2 separate regions of the Mus musculus genome follow, and region 1 is linked to region 2. The links are chromatin contacts, found by Hi-C or POLR2A ChIA-PET in ENCODE. All regions are on one chromosome and are shown on one strand. Each heading gives the region's core, a stretch centred on a gene start or an enhancer-like site at or near the end of the contact. The rest is flanking DNA. Distances are from core to core; before and after follow the strand shown.

What was found. Hi-C counts contacts between places; a loop is a spot of excess contacts on that map. ChIA-PET counts read pairs that join two places held with the same protein, here RNA polymerase II (POLR2A).
Region 1: a map of heart shows a loop between it and region 2 (2.3-fold over the local background). The contact joins the enhancer-like site here to the promoter of Il17rd in region 2. A Hi-C loop is called at or near these places in 11 of 37 maps with a recorded cell type or tissue (ES-E14, T-helper 1 cell, T-helper 2 cell and 3 more). POLR2A ChIA-PET finds 5 or more read pairs at or near these places in 5 of 5 experiments (Patski and embryonic stem cell).

The regions. Positions count from the first base shown.
Region 1 is chr14:27,070,973-27,077,588 of GRCm38, reverse strand. It overlaps Il17rd (interleukin 17 receptor D), which reads right to left. Exons shown (of 13, transcript NM_134437.3): 2 at 1,181-1,238. Among named protein-coding and RNA genes, the nearest start is that of Il17rd, 35 kb to the right of the region's middle. Within about 2 kb of position 1,549, at least 2 of the 3 ENCODE cell types and tissues checked have a DNase peak (open chromatin) inside an H3K27ac peak, as active enhancers do; they include heart, where a contact is called at or near this core.
Region 2 is chr14:27,034,813-27,042,238 of GRCm38, reverse strand. Il17rd (interleukin 17 receptor D) reads right to left here and starts at 3,238. Exons shown (of 13, transcript NM_134437.3): 1 at 3,010-3,238. The coding sequence starts at 3,135.

The DNA of each region.
Region 1 (6,616 bases), core at 300-2,799, 37 kb before region 2:
ATCATGGCGTTTACCTAAAACATACACACGCCACGGACAGGAAGGAAGTGCCTGCTCGTCACTGTAGGTCTTACAATATAACTTAAAAATACTCAAGCTGGCATCTGTGGATGTGAATTTGAAACACGTATTCCTATCTCAACATTGTCAGGCTGAATTCAAGACCTCAACAAGCCAAGCCTGGTCAGAGGACAGCTCATTGCTCCACTGATCTTCTCTAAGAGATGAATGAGCAGTCGAGAGCCAACAAAAGGGAGTGGTGGTCTCTCTGATCAAGTCATGTGTAGATCAGTGCCTACATGGTGAAAATACTCGGAGCTCTAACTTCCGAGGAAGGACAACAGCTGCTCAGAACAGACTGCAAATGTTTAATCAGAGGGAAAGTCACCTTGTCCTTAGAAAACAATCCAGTCAGGAAACCTCAGCCAAAAATGCTGCTTCTTGTATCCACACACACTTGGACCAACCTGTAACCCTAGCAGACAGCGTTTCCTGAGCACCCACAGCAAGCCTGCCATAAGGGGAGACGATGTAAGAACTACCCCATCTCAGCCTCCGAGTGATGCTGAGGACAAGTTATATCTCTTGTTACACGTCACACAGGAAACTGAACTTGGTACTGAGGCCTACATTAGAGATGGCTAACTAGAGACCCCTGGGCAACGCTGAAACACAGATCTGATTGGCCCACTCTGTTTGTGAAGGGGGGAAAAAAAAACTTAAATAAAGGCCAATATTGAAAAGTATTTTATGGAGTGGGGTAGTTATTCCTGGAACTTCTGGCTATTCTTAGAAACTGTATCTGGCCACTCCCAGTGGGAATTCCAGCAGACCACACTGAGCTGGAGTTAGGAAGCCGTGCCCACTTCAGATCAGACAGACTGCCCAGTTTGCCACAGTCTCCATCCTTGTCCCCTAGTGCGACCTACAGACTTGTGTGTGTGTTTGCTCTTAAAGACAAGGCTATATCCTGAGTTGAAGACACTTGACCTGTTCAAGCTCTCAAACACTTTGGCAGCTTGATGTAGACTACAATGCTTTAACTGTTGACAAACCTGAACAGGCTCAGAAAAGTCCTCAAACCACCCCAGGATCTGCAATGTCTTCAACAAACTACAAGCGTGTGAGCTTTGGATGTTGGAAGGGGCCCCTTACTCTGTGGGTCAAACTGGTTACTTACTGTCGTATCTGAAGGTGATGTTGTGCAGTCCGCTGTTCCTGCTGGCCGGCCCCACTCCCTGTGGGAAAACAAGAGAACAGGACTCAGAGTAAAGCCAACTTACTTTCCCAGCACAGATTCCCCACAGAATCTAAACACACAAAGCATTGTAGAGGCCCAGGGTCAGGTCAGTACTACAGGCCCGCTCCTCCTTGCACTACCCCATGACCCCACCCACCCACTCCAAACACCCTCCAGTCCAAGGGAATGCTGCCCACTAGGGATCTTGGGCACTCTTTGCCTAAGATAACAGGAACAGACTGGTCTGTTTAGGGGTTAAATAATTCATTAGCAGTACAATTAGGATAGAGACCAAGACTGCCAGATGGAGTCCTTCCAGTTGGATCCTCTGATTGGCTATTAAACTCGCCCACCAGACAGCCTCATCCGAAAGCTCTAGCAAGGCAAGACAGGCAATTCCTCAAGTCCACGGAAAACAGTTCTCACTCCAAGACCAGGAATGAACGTGGGAATAAGCCATTACTTTTAATGAGAAAATTCTTCACTGCCTCGCCTCCATACCTATGCTGGATATACACAGGGTGGGTCATAAAAGAAAAAAGACTTTCAAAGGTTCAACTCTTAACTCTCAGTGATGTGGCCATTAGTCGTCTGTAGCCTTAATGGTAGGGTGACAACTCCAACAGACTTCCCGTTCTAATGACAGCAGCCACAGAGGGGGCACCAGATCTGCACAAGGACCCCACCTCTTCCTGACCCAAAGCTGATCCTGAGGAGAAAGGGTTGCTCTGGGTCTGGCAAGCCAGGTCTAAGATTCTGTTTAAATCTCTCTCTAATAATCTGCAAAAGTGCCATTCGGTATTAATTGGGGAATTCTGCAAAGTATGTTCATTCTAAAGTGCTAAATGATGGGAAAATATTTTAACCACACAGCTAAAGTTTCCACTTAACAAGGAAGATGTTGGGGAAAACCATATGCTGGCAGCCTGGTGTTTAATGGGCAACTGTTACACTGAGACACAATATTAAGAACACTTCTGATGGGCGCAGGATTTCAGGCCACAGCCCCATCACTTCCATATGCTACAGCCATGTTCACGCAGCTTATCCCAAAGCCAGGCACGCCCACTGAAACCATATCCCTGACTTCAGATATACACAGGCCTTGGGAAAAAAAAAATCACGGCTGTTTAGAAAAGAGCCAGGCAGGCACGAGACACACAGACACACCAAGTGAAGAATAGAAAGCAAAAGTACCAAGCCTAACCCAACAAGACGCCCCAAGCAGCCCCTGGGGCTCCAGCTTCCTATCCCTGCCCTTTCTTCTCTGCATCCTGTAAGACTCCAGAACTCATCTCAGGATATGAAACTTTGGACAGTGAAATAAGAGCATCCATCACTCCATAGGTGTCAGGTCTGTGCAAACAGAAGCTGCCTGGCTTCTAGGAAGCAGAGACCCAAGTAACAAACAGGAAGAGGACAATCTAATTCCCATAGCCCTCTAGGAATGTTCAAAACTGCCAACCACACCATTCCTCCAGAGCCTCAGGATATAAACAAACTCACGGTCCACGGTGAGCCAGGCATTACTGTACGTGCGGTAGTACGCAATGAACCCACGTGAAGTTGCCTGCTGCTTGCTCATCCTTTCACAGGTGACTAACTGGATACAGGTAAACTGCAAACCCCTTGCCCACCAAGCATTCCTCATTTAGAGAAGAAAACACATAGGGCTAATAGAAAGAGGCAGCGGCAGAGAAACACAGGGTTCCTCTGCAAGGCAAAACGTGAATAAGGATGATGAATACGTGTACGTGTAGGGACAACACATACAAGATTTACACGGAGCCTGAGAGGAGAGAGGCTGGTAACTGGGCTATAACACTGACGAAAAGAGCAGCATCCAGACAGGAAAACCAGCGGAGAGGCCAAGGTCAGTGTGCACAGCTGGCAACTGAGGGAAACGGCTCCCCTCTCCTGATGCTAGAGTATCCAGTATCAGAATGGTTTTATTTGTTTGTTTGTTTTAAAAGAATGTACACAGCAGTTTCCTTCTGGGAGACAGAGAAGAGGGTGGAGCCACATAGAAGTATTTTTTAACAGGAAAAACATTCTATTTAAGAGCAGGTATCAGGGGCTCTAGTGACCAAGTAAGTACATGACTTGTGGGACCTTGGGTGGCTTTCCCCTTATCTTCTGTTTGCTCCCCCTCCATTTCAATTGAGGCATGTTTTTGACAGCATTTAGCAGGCATTTGCAAAGGCTGTGTATGTGCTGTGCCCTGCACAAAAAAAACTAAATTAATCTAAATAAGGTTTCTAAAATGTGGGGAGCTGTCCAAGGAGGCTCGGGGAGCTGGCTTCCAGGACACTGAGACTAGTGTGTGGCACCTACCCATCACCCACTGGTGTTTTCCATGTGTCCTGAGCTGAGCCCTCAGGACTGAGTGTCTAGCTACAAATCAGACCCAGACCTTGACTTCAAGTGGCTTTGGCATAAAGATGAGGTACAAACATGTCCATCATCTTTCTTCCTTTGTTCCCAAAGTCTCAGTCTTTCACCAGCTCCCACTATACCATATTCTGTGACCTTAACTGCCTAACTCCCCAACCAACCCCCACCCCAGCCATGACCCCATAAATCATTGCAACTCCATTCAGGCACTCCTGTCTCCCCAGAATCCCCTTCTCTTCGTATCACCCAGGCCTTGCTCCCACAGGCTGCCTGACTTATCTAGTCTGGTCTCACAGTTTGTCTGTCTATTCACTGGCCTGACTTATCTAGTCTGGTCACACAGTTTGCCTGTCTATTCACTGGCCACTCAGTTACTGGAGTCAATACAATTCCACGAGTGTGGCACTTCTGGGAACACAAATGTGGTGGAGATTTTAATTCTACAGACAACTGGAGCCCTGGAACTAACCAATGAAGCTCAAAAACAGGGTACCTCCCTGGCTACCAGCTCTTGCCAGTACTTTAAAGACCTCTGACAGGTATTAAGTCCTTTAATGTTCTTTCGAGACTCTCGGCATGTGAGCAGTAGATCTTCCACGGGGCTGCTGCCCTTATTCACATCCAAACTGTTTTAGCTGCTCCACAGGAGCCGCCATAGAAACACTGTGCCCAGGCTAGCTCACAACAGTTTATCCTTTATATTAAGACAGACAGAAATAAAAACCTCTTAAACACGCCCACATCCAAGCCCTAGAACCTGAGACTTATTTTACGTACAGTGGAAGGGACTGTGCAAATCCAGTAAGTTCAGAGATGCTGAAATGGAGACACTGTTCTGGGTCATCCTGGTGGGATGTGAGGACTCTTAGAAGACCCTGAAGGGCTGGTATCAGAAAACCGGAGATGTGACTGCAGAGAGAGGATGAAGAGGGAGACTGGCTGACTGCAGACAGAATGAATCACATACTTGAGGGCAGAAGAGGAAGGAGCTATTGAGCCAAAGACTGGGCAGCCTCTAGAGGGTGGGCCAGGCAAGGAATGGATTCTCCCCGCCGCACCACGGAGTCAACACTGCCAACACTGACATCAGTAGCTTGAGACTCAGAATTCTGACCTCCTGAATGATAGAAAATTTGTGTTATCTTATCCCATGAAGTTTAAGGTAATTTTCAGAGCAACAACTGGATGAAAAGCTGAATGAAAAAAGAAGGATGGATGGATGGACATGACTGCACTTGGGTATGGTCAAAGAATAAAGTTTACTGTAGACATGAAGGAGAACATAGCCAGAGGTAGGGACATCTGGGAGAGTCCAAAGTGAGCATGACCCTGAGCCAGACCATGTGAGGAGAGGAGAGGGAAGACCAGGAGAGTAAAGGGTAGACGAAAGGCCAGGTAACCAAAAGAGCTGGGAGGTCAACCCAGTCCCCAAGCCGGAGAGTTCAGGATAGGGCGCAGTGTGTGTCAGCCATACCCTGTAACCGGTAGGTACGTAGGGATTCTGGGAGACGCTGGTGACCAGGTCCACTTGGATATGTTAAATAGGCACCTTAGCTAGCCACTTGTCCTGGGTTTGAGACCCAACAAGTACATGTTCCAACCACAGCATAGATGAACTAAATCTGAGTGTAGCATGCACATACAGCATGTGCCAGGGCAGGCTAGTCTCCCCTCAGTACCCAGAGCTAATCACTGTCACCTGTCACCTGGCTTCAGGCAGGCAGGAAACACAGATCCCTCAGAGCTGGGCCTTGGCATCCTGCCAAGAGCTGGGTTTCTGCCGGGTTTGCCTAGAGGTCATCTGGAGTGAAGGGGGTGGAGCTTAAGTTTATCAGACGTCATGGCGATGTGTGGCCTCAGGCAGGTTGCTGAACTTCCCTGAGAACAAAGCCATTTGAAAGGAAGGACTAGTGTAGGACTCAAGAGGTGACAGACTCCCAAGTGTTTGGCATTGCACCAGACATGTGACTCTGATCAATGATCGTCTCCGCAAAGCTTCCAGAGCCTAGGTTGCAGCCAGGTGATGTATGAGAAACACTGGAAAGCAGGGGCTTGCTTCTCCATGGTGGGATAGGTGTGTTTTTAAAAAGAAAAAGAACACACACACACACAGACCTCAGTTCTTTTGTATGAGTGCTTTTCAAGTTTCACTCCTGGTGTGTACTGTGTAGTCTGTCCACTGAACGTTGTTACCAGCTTTCTCAAAGTTCCTTAGCTGCTCTGAATGGGAGCACTCTTGTTTTTTTGATGGTTTGTTTGGTTTGTGTTGCTTAGCTGGCCTGGAACTGGCTATGGAAAGCCAGGCTGGCATAGTAGAGATCCACCTGTCCTCTGCTGAGATTACAGATCACCGTGCCTAGTCAAGATTTTTTTTTTTTCTTTTGAGACAGGGTCCCTAGCCCAGGCAGACCTCAAACTCCATTTGGTGCAAGATGCCTTTGAACTAATCCTCTTTCCTCTTGCTCCTGAGTGCTGGAATTCTAGGCCAGTGTCATGGCACCACACCCAGTTTGCCAGCACCAAGGATCAAACACAGGAGGGCTTCCTGCATATGAGGCAAGACTCTACCAACTGAACTATACTGCAAGCAACTGAATGTAGTTCTGTTCCCGCCTCACCACCTGGCCTGCTCTCTTTTGGAAAAGAGAGTGCCATACTTAACAACGGACAACTTGCCTTAAATCTGTTCTAAATGGCACTTCAACCATCCTAGGACACCACTGTCTTCAGAGAGCTTTAAGTCCCATGACATTCTCTGCACACTGACCACATCGGCCTGGTGCTCGGGAGGGATCCTACCCTGCAGCCACCGTTTTGTGCTCGAGCTTTTGCTTCTTGACTTTCGGCTAGACTGTAGCATAGGAGTTTTGCATCTTGAATTTTACTCCTTTAGAGCAGTGAAGAGTTACCTCCCCGCCCCCTCAGTCCTGCGCACAACACTGGGCTCTCATTGCTGCTTCCATAGCCCCACCTCATACTGTA
Region 2 (7,426 bases), core at 1,989-4,488:
GTTCGTGTCATGTATAATTTACCCTCACTCTTGTTTGTCTGAGGTAGGGAATGAATGCACTTATCCTTGGTTGGCCTAGAACTCCATATGTAGAGAAAGCTGGCCTTGAACTCAGAGATCTACCTCTACAGTCTGAGTGCTGGTACTAAAGGCTACAAGCCACTCCCTTTATTTCTTATCTTCTTACCCTCTAAGCAATGGGGAATGCTCCAGACCCTGGAGGATGCAGGATGCTAGGCTAGGCGAGCACGCTACCGATGGACTACAGTTCTATGATCCCTCCTAGACTTTTCTTTGCTTGCTTCTTTTTTTCCCTTTTTCTTTTTTCAACTCACAGCTATCCTCCTGCCTCAGCCTTTGACCCTTATTTATATATATATATTTATACAGACCCAACATCCATAGGCTGAGTACCAGACCTGGTTAGAGAGGCAGAGATGACTCAAATACCCAAGATTCTGGACACTAGTACCTACTAGAACCCCAAGACAAAGCAACTTCTAGGACATCTTAATTATTGAGGCAGGGACAGGGAGGGCTTCCTGCAAGAAGCCATGCTGGAGTTAAGGCACTAGAAAGATAAAAAGCAAGGAGATGATATTTTCCCACGATTTAAAGGTGGCTGTAGCCAGGACCACTGCTCTCAGGGGCCGCAGCCTATGCTAAGGCCTACTGCAGATTAGACAGCACTCAGAAGCCCAGTGCTGAGATCTCCACTGCTGTCCACTACCCCCTCCAGACTGAACCCAGACTTCATGCACGTTCTACTGCTGAGCTATATCACACACCCCCAACACTCGTTTTACGTTCTTCTCTTTTTGAGACAGTCTCTCTAAGTTGCCCAGGCTAGCCCTGACACTCATTCTTTAGTCTAGGCAGGCCCAAAACTGTTGATCCTGCTGCCCCAGGCACCTGAGTAGCTGGGATTACAGCACTAGCCTCGGCTCTCTTGATTTCTCAAATCATTTAATATAGGATTTTACACAAAGATTACAGAGTTTACATGTCCTCCACCAAGATTTACTGGGCTTCTTGGCTTTGGGGCCACCAAGGAAAGAAAACACATAAAACTGGTGCGCACCAGCGAAAGGGACCTGAGTGTAAAACGCAGGGCACGGCATTCTGGGAGGGTTTCCCTAAAGAGGCATCCCGTGGGCTGGATGTGAAGCCAAGCAGAGAGCTCCCAAGGCAGAAGAGAATCAAGCATACCCTGGCAGTGTGAAAGCAATCAGAAGCTAAGTAACACGGAGGGAGGGAGGGAGGGAGGGAGGGAGGGAGGGAGGGAGGGAGGGAGGGAGGGAGGGAGGGAGGGACAGAAAAGATGGGTGTGAAGGAGGTGGGTAAGCTGGGCCTACTCTCACAGGTGGGTACCAAGCAGGCAATTACAGAAGGAGCCAGGCCGCGGGAAAGTGCCTGGAATCCGGGACAAGGCCCAGAAGCTCCCAGGCTCATCCAGGAAAGGGGACGAGGACTCAAGGAAAGGGCTGTAGACAGTCCCAAGAGGACAAGAATGTCAATAACCCTGATGAACCACATCAAGGGGGGGGGGGGATGTCACATCGAGCGATACATTCCTAACGAACACAAACACCGCTGCGGCTCCTTCAGAGACCACTTAGACCCAGTGTTATAACTTTACAAGTGGCATGTACTCTAGGCTATTACAGGAAGGCAGCAACAGCCGATACCAGTCCAGATCTGAACTCTTCTAAAAACTGATAGGTCAACGTTGAGATTACCGTAAAAGAAATCTGGAATGTGTTAAAACTAACAGTGATGTTTTACTGCAATGGAACACAGTAAGAAATGGTGAGGTTTTACTTAAACGGGAAGAAGTAACGGCGTTCACGAAACGTGAAAGAACCATAGCTGCCTGGCTCATACCTGGTTTTCTGAACCGGGATTCCCTCTAAGAGAGAAGCAAGTGAGCCAAGTATCCCTAAGAGGTGTCGCGTCCTGGGTCTTGTCTGTACTGAGACTGAACAGACTTTTCCATCGAAAAACGTAAGTCACCGTCGGTCTAAGTAAACTGCCCCAGTGTATCCCCTGCGCCCTGGGGAAATCAGTAACAACACGCCCACCCCCACCCCCTCTTCCTTCTTTCTAGGTGAGGAAAACAAGCTCCTGGTTGCTGGAGTGCAAAGCCTGTGTTCTCACAATAGGGTTCAAGGTGTGTGTGGACTGACTCGCAGCACCCTTGTCTCTGTGGGAGGTTCAAAGTCCGCAAACCAGAGGACCGCACTATCTAGACAGCATCAAAAGAACACTCAGCTCTGGGAAGAAGGCTTTCAAGTTCCCAAAGAAAGTCTGGAAGCCACCATGGTCTCAGGTCTGGGACACCTGGCGGAGCAAACTTTCGCTGCCCTTTGACCACAAAAACATCCTCAACTCAAGCTGGGTCGTGGGGGTAGGGAGTAGGGTAGGGGACCATTAGCTAGACGAAAGGCTGTTTCTCAAAAAGTTCGGAATCGGCGATTGGGTAAAAGTTAGGTGACGGCGATGCCTAAAAGAAACAAAGCAACTGCGAGAAAGGGGGGGCATCCTTCCCTAGCACTCCAGACACCCTTCCCTGGCTGCCCTGGGCCCTCGCAGAGCTGTGGACTGGAGGTCCAGGGCACGAACCCCACACCGGCTCCGAAGTGCACCGGTCCTGCGCACTGCCCGGAAGATCCCAATCCCCCGGGCAGAGGGCCGGGAACAAAGGGTGGGGCGCACGGCCCCCGCCTCTCCGCCCAGCCACCCGCCCTCAGGAGTCGGACCCCAGCCAGCGGCCGCGCCTCATTAACAACACAAAGCCAGGGGTCGGCGGCCCCTTTCATCCTGTCCGGGACCTGCAGACGCGCGCCCGGGGATCCAGACGCAGGATGAGCGGCTAGAAAAGCTGAGAACCCCGTTGCTCGCGGATCCGGCGTCCAGCGATCCCCGCGGTCCCCGCTCGCCTGCGCGCGAACACCTGTGCGCGCGGCGCGCCCCCAGGTAACCTGGAACCCGGAGAAGCCTTCGCCTTACCCTCCAGCCACAGGTGTCCGCGCCCCTCGCGCGGCCGGAGCCGCCCGCGGCCACTGCCAGCTGCGAGCCGTTGAGACAGGCGTTGACAGTGAAGAAGAAGGAGCAGAGCTGCAGCCACGGGGCCATGGCCGTACGCTCGCCCAGTTGGGCCGGTCTCCGCTAGGTTGCTGCCTGTAGCTCGCTCTCTAGTCCCGAGTGGGCGGCGGCGGTAGCGGCGGCGGCCGAGGCTGGCAGCCCTCACCGGGCATGCGCTGCCGGGCTTCGCCCCTCCTCTTTCCTCCAGGTTCCGCCCTCAATCTCAGCTTTCCGTCCTGGTTCTGATCCTGTAGCCCGGCCCTTCGGTCTTGGCCCCGCCCCAATGCACAGGAGACTCTGGCTTCCACCGGAGATTGACACAGCAGGAGGTTCAGCACTAAGGGATTTTTTTTTTTTTTTTAATCCAAAGGATTTGTCCAAATGACTTCTCCATGCAAAAACTTGGGGCGAATCAAAGAATATAATAATAGTAATTTTAAAATTAATGATTTAATAAGTACTTGCTTTTCAAATGTCAAGTTCCTTCTTGCACCCTACCAATGAAATGACAAGGAAATGTCATAATAAAGCCTCTAGGGAAATCCTGTCTCTACATTTACTCCTGGGACCCAGGACAAATTATTTGCTTCCTCCAAAGTGCTGTTCCCAGTAAGACGAAATGAAGAACAAGACTCTTCATCCAGGGAGAGTTCTGTTAACATGTAGGAAGCAATCAATAAAGGCTACAACCACGAACTGACTTTCATAAGGTCACATAGCCTTGCTGGATGGACAAATCGACAGTTATGAAAAAAAAGATAAAGATTGAGTCAAGACGGGCGGTGGTGGTGCGCACCTTTAATCCCAGCACTCGGAAGGCAGAGGCAGGTGGATTTCTGAGTTAGAGGCCAGCCTGGTCTACAGAGTGAGTTCCAGGACAGCCAGGGCTACACAGAGAAACCCTGTCTCAAAAAAAAAAAAAAAAAAAAAGAGTTGCCTTGGCCATGGTGTCTCTTCACAGCAATGGAAAACCCTAAGACAGCCACAGTGGGTAGGCACCTGTCCTCATCGTGGGGTCACGAGGTCCACAGAAGACTGCCCTTCCAGATGAGCTTTCTCTGAGTAGATGCAAGAAGCACACTGCTCCTTGCAAGAATCTGCAAGTCAGAGCTTTTCTCCCACGCTCCTTTAAACTCTAGGCATTCAAAGTCCCCTTAGCAAAGGCTGTCCAGGCTCAGAGCTGCCACAGACTGAGATATTGTCAGGATGGATGACCTAGCTTTTGGTGAAAAACTAAGACAACCATGAGGTTATTGGCTCCTTAATCTACATGCACTCCTGCCTTGATGTGTTCCATAACTTACTAATCAATCCAGGCCCAGTGTTTTTGTTATAATCAGTGATTTTAAAATACCCCCACACGTTTATCTCCCTCTCTCTCTAAATTTTATTTTATTGTTTTATGTTTTATGTGAGCATTCTATCTGCATGAACACCTGCAGGCCAGAAGAGGGCATCTGATTCCCATTATAGATGGTTGTGAGCCATAATGTGGTTGTTATGAATTGAACACAGGTTTTAATGACTAGAATCCAAGAATCATTTTTTAAAAAAAGGAAAAACCTCAAACCCTACTAAAGTTCTAAATAAAACTAAACTTAGTAATAGATGTGTGTGTGTGTGATTTTTTTTTTTTTTCAGTACTGGGGATCAAACTAAGGCCCCTCTGTGTGCAGGGCAACCAAACCCCTCTACCCCTGAGCCAAACTCTCGGGCCTCTCTCTCTACCCTTTAAGGTCATATTTATTGCAAGGCTTTTGTTGTTGTTAGTAGACTAGTTTTCTTTGTGGTGGTGGTAAGGACTCAGGACGCTAGGCAAGCTTTCTACCCTGGCCTAAGACTCTTCCCCACCCCAGGCTCTTGGGATGTAGCCCAAGGCCAGCCTGAGCTGTCTTGCCTTCTGCCTCTGCCTCCTGAAAGTGGGGATCACAGGCTTAAGTTTGCGCCAGCAGTCTGTTTTAGGCTTTTGGAAGAAAAATGTAGATTTGTAGGAAGATTAAGGAGCTAGGCAGCCGGCTGGTGAGATGGCTCAGTGGGTAAGAGCACCCAACTGCTCTTTCAAAGGTCAGGAGTTCAAATCCCAGCAACCACATGGTGGCTCACAACCATCCATAAGGAGATCTGACTCCCTCTTCTGGAGTGTCTGAGGGCAGCTACAGTGTACTTACATATAATAAATAAATCTTAAAAAAAAAAAAAAAAAAAAGAAGAAGAAGAAGCTAAGCAGCTGTGGTGCATTCTTTTAATCCCAGCACTCAGGAAGGAGAGACAGGTGGACCTCTGTTAGTTCGAGGCCAGCCTGGTCTACAGAGCAAATTCCAGGACAGCCAAGGCTACACAGAAAAAAACCCTGTTTCAAAAAACAAAAACAAAAAGATTAAGATAGTACAGGGAAGCCGGGCGTGGTGGCGCACGCCTTTAATCCCAGCACTTGGGAGGCAGAGGCAGGCGGATTTCTGAGTTCGAGGCCAGCCTGGTCTACAGAGCGAGTTCCAGGACAGCCAGGACTACACAGAGAAACCCTGTCTCAAAAAAAAAAAAAAAAGATAGTACAGGGAGTCTCCATATTACCTGCTCCTACTTTTCTGTTATTAATATACTACATTAGAACAGTGAATTTTTACCAATAATATATCAGTTCTTATCCACGACTATTAGCTAAAAAGAAAAGGTTGTTCATATTTTCTCCAAGACCTTTTAAAAAAAAAAAAAAAGATTTATTTACTTTATATATGTAAGTACACTGTAGCTGCATTCAGACACACCAGAAGAGGGCATCAGATCCCTTACATATGGCTGTGAGCCACCATGTGGGAATTGCTGGGAATTGAACTCAGGACCTCTGGAAGAGCAATCTATGCTCTTAGTCACTGAGCCATCTCTCCAGCCCTTTCCAGGACCTTTTAAACTTAAAGAAATGTATTTATTTTGTGTGTAGCAGGGCAGGCAACTACACTACACAGTCATGGAGGAGCAAGTCATTTCTCCCCTTTATCAGATGGATCCCAGGAATTGAACTCAGGTATCAGGCTTGACTGCAAGAGAGACATCTCACCCACCCACGACTTTCTCAGTTTCAACTAATACCCTTTTTTGATTCCAACGTTCCATCTAGGATACCTGTATTAGTTACTTTTTATTGCTATAATAATCCACCATGATCAAGGCAGTGTATAGAAGACACAGTTTATTTGGGCTTATGGTTCCAAAGGGTTGGGGTCCATAATTTTGGAGCTAAGGAGCAACACGGGAGGAGAAAGCCAAACCCTCACCTCCTGAGCCTGCAAGTATAGCAGAGAGTATAGACACCCAGTAGCACCAGACTTTAAACTCTCAAAGCCAGTGACAAAAGCCCTCAACAAGGCCACGCCTCCTAAGCCCACCAAAACAAGGACTGGAGACCAAATATTCAAATGCTCGAGACTATGGGGACATCCTCCCTGGAAGACGGCATGCTATTTTGTATGAATGGACTCAGGGCAGATTTTAAAACGCATGATTGCTTTTTTTCTGGAATTTTCTGCCTAGCATATTTACAGATGGTTGTTAGCTGCAGTGTGTGCACTGGGATCTGAACCTGAGTCCTCTGGAAGAAGAACCAGTGCTCTTAGCCTCTGAGATTCCCCTAAGCACCCCTAAGATTAGTTGTTTTTAAGTTATGTGTGTGTGTGTGTGTGTATCGAGGTGGAGAATGTATGTGCCCGTGAATTCAGGTGCCAGTGGAGGTCAGAGGTTTCAGACTTCCCTGGAACTGGGGTTACAGGCCACTGTGAGCTGCCTGTTGCAGGGGCTAAGAATGGTGGTGATGGTGGAGAGTCAAAATAGGGTTTCTCTGTGTAGTCCTGGCTGCCCTGGAACTCACGCTGTAGACCAGGCTGGCCTCCAACTCAGAAATCAGCCTGCCTCTGCCTCCCAAGTGCTGGGATTAAAGGTGTGCACCACCACTGCCCAGCGCAGTATAAAGTCTTAACCAGAAAACCTCCAGCTGCTGTGGTTTTAATTTTTTTATTAATTCATTTAGGATCTGTGTATCCCAGACTGGAACTTGTTATAATATAACCTAGGCTGACCTGGAATTCAATATCCTCCAGCCTCTACCTCTAGGTGCCAGGTGTCCAGCTCTACCCCCAGAGGGCCTCTGTATTCCCAAGTTAAAAAAAAAAAGAGAGAGAGAAATGCTTCCCACCAGGCAGTGGAGCACAGACTGGTAGCTGTGCTCTGACAGTTCTCTTCCTACCCAAGGCTGTGGCCCAGGAAATTCTACATTTCTACCTATAAGCTACATTTTGCTTCATGTGGAGGAGAAAGTAACAGCTTGCAAAAACAGAGCGAGGCAGTGAGC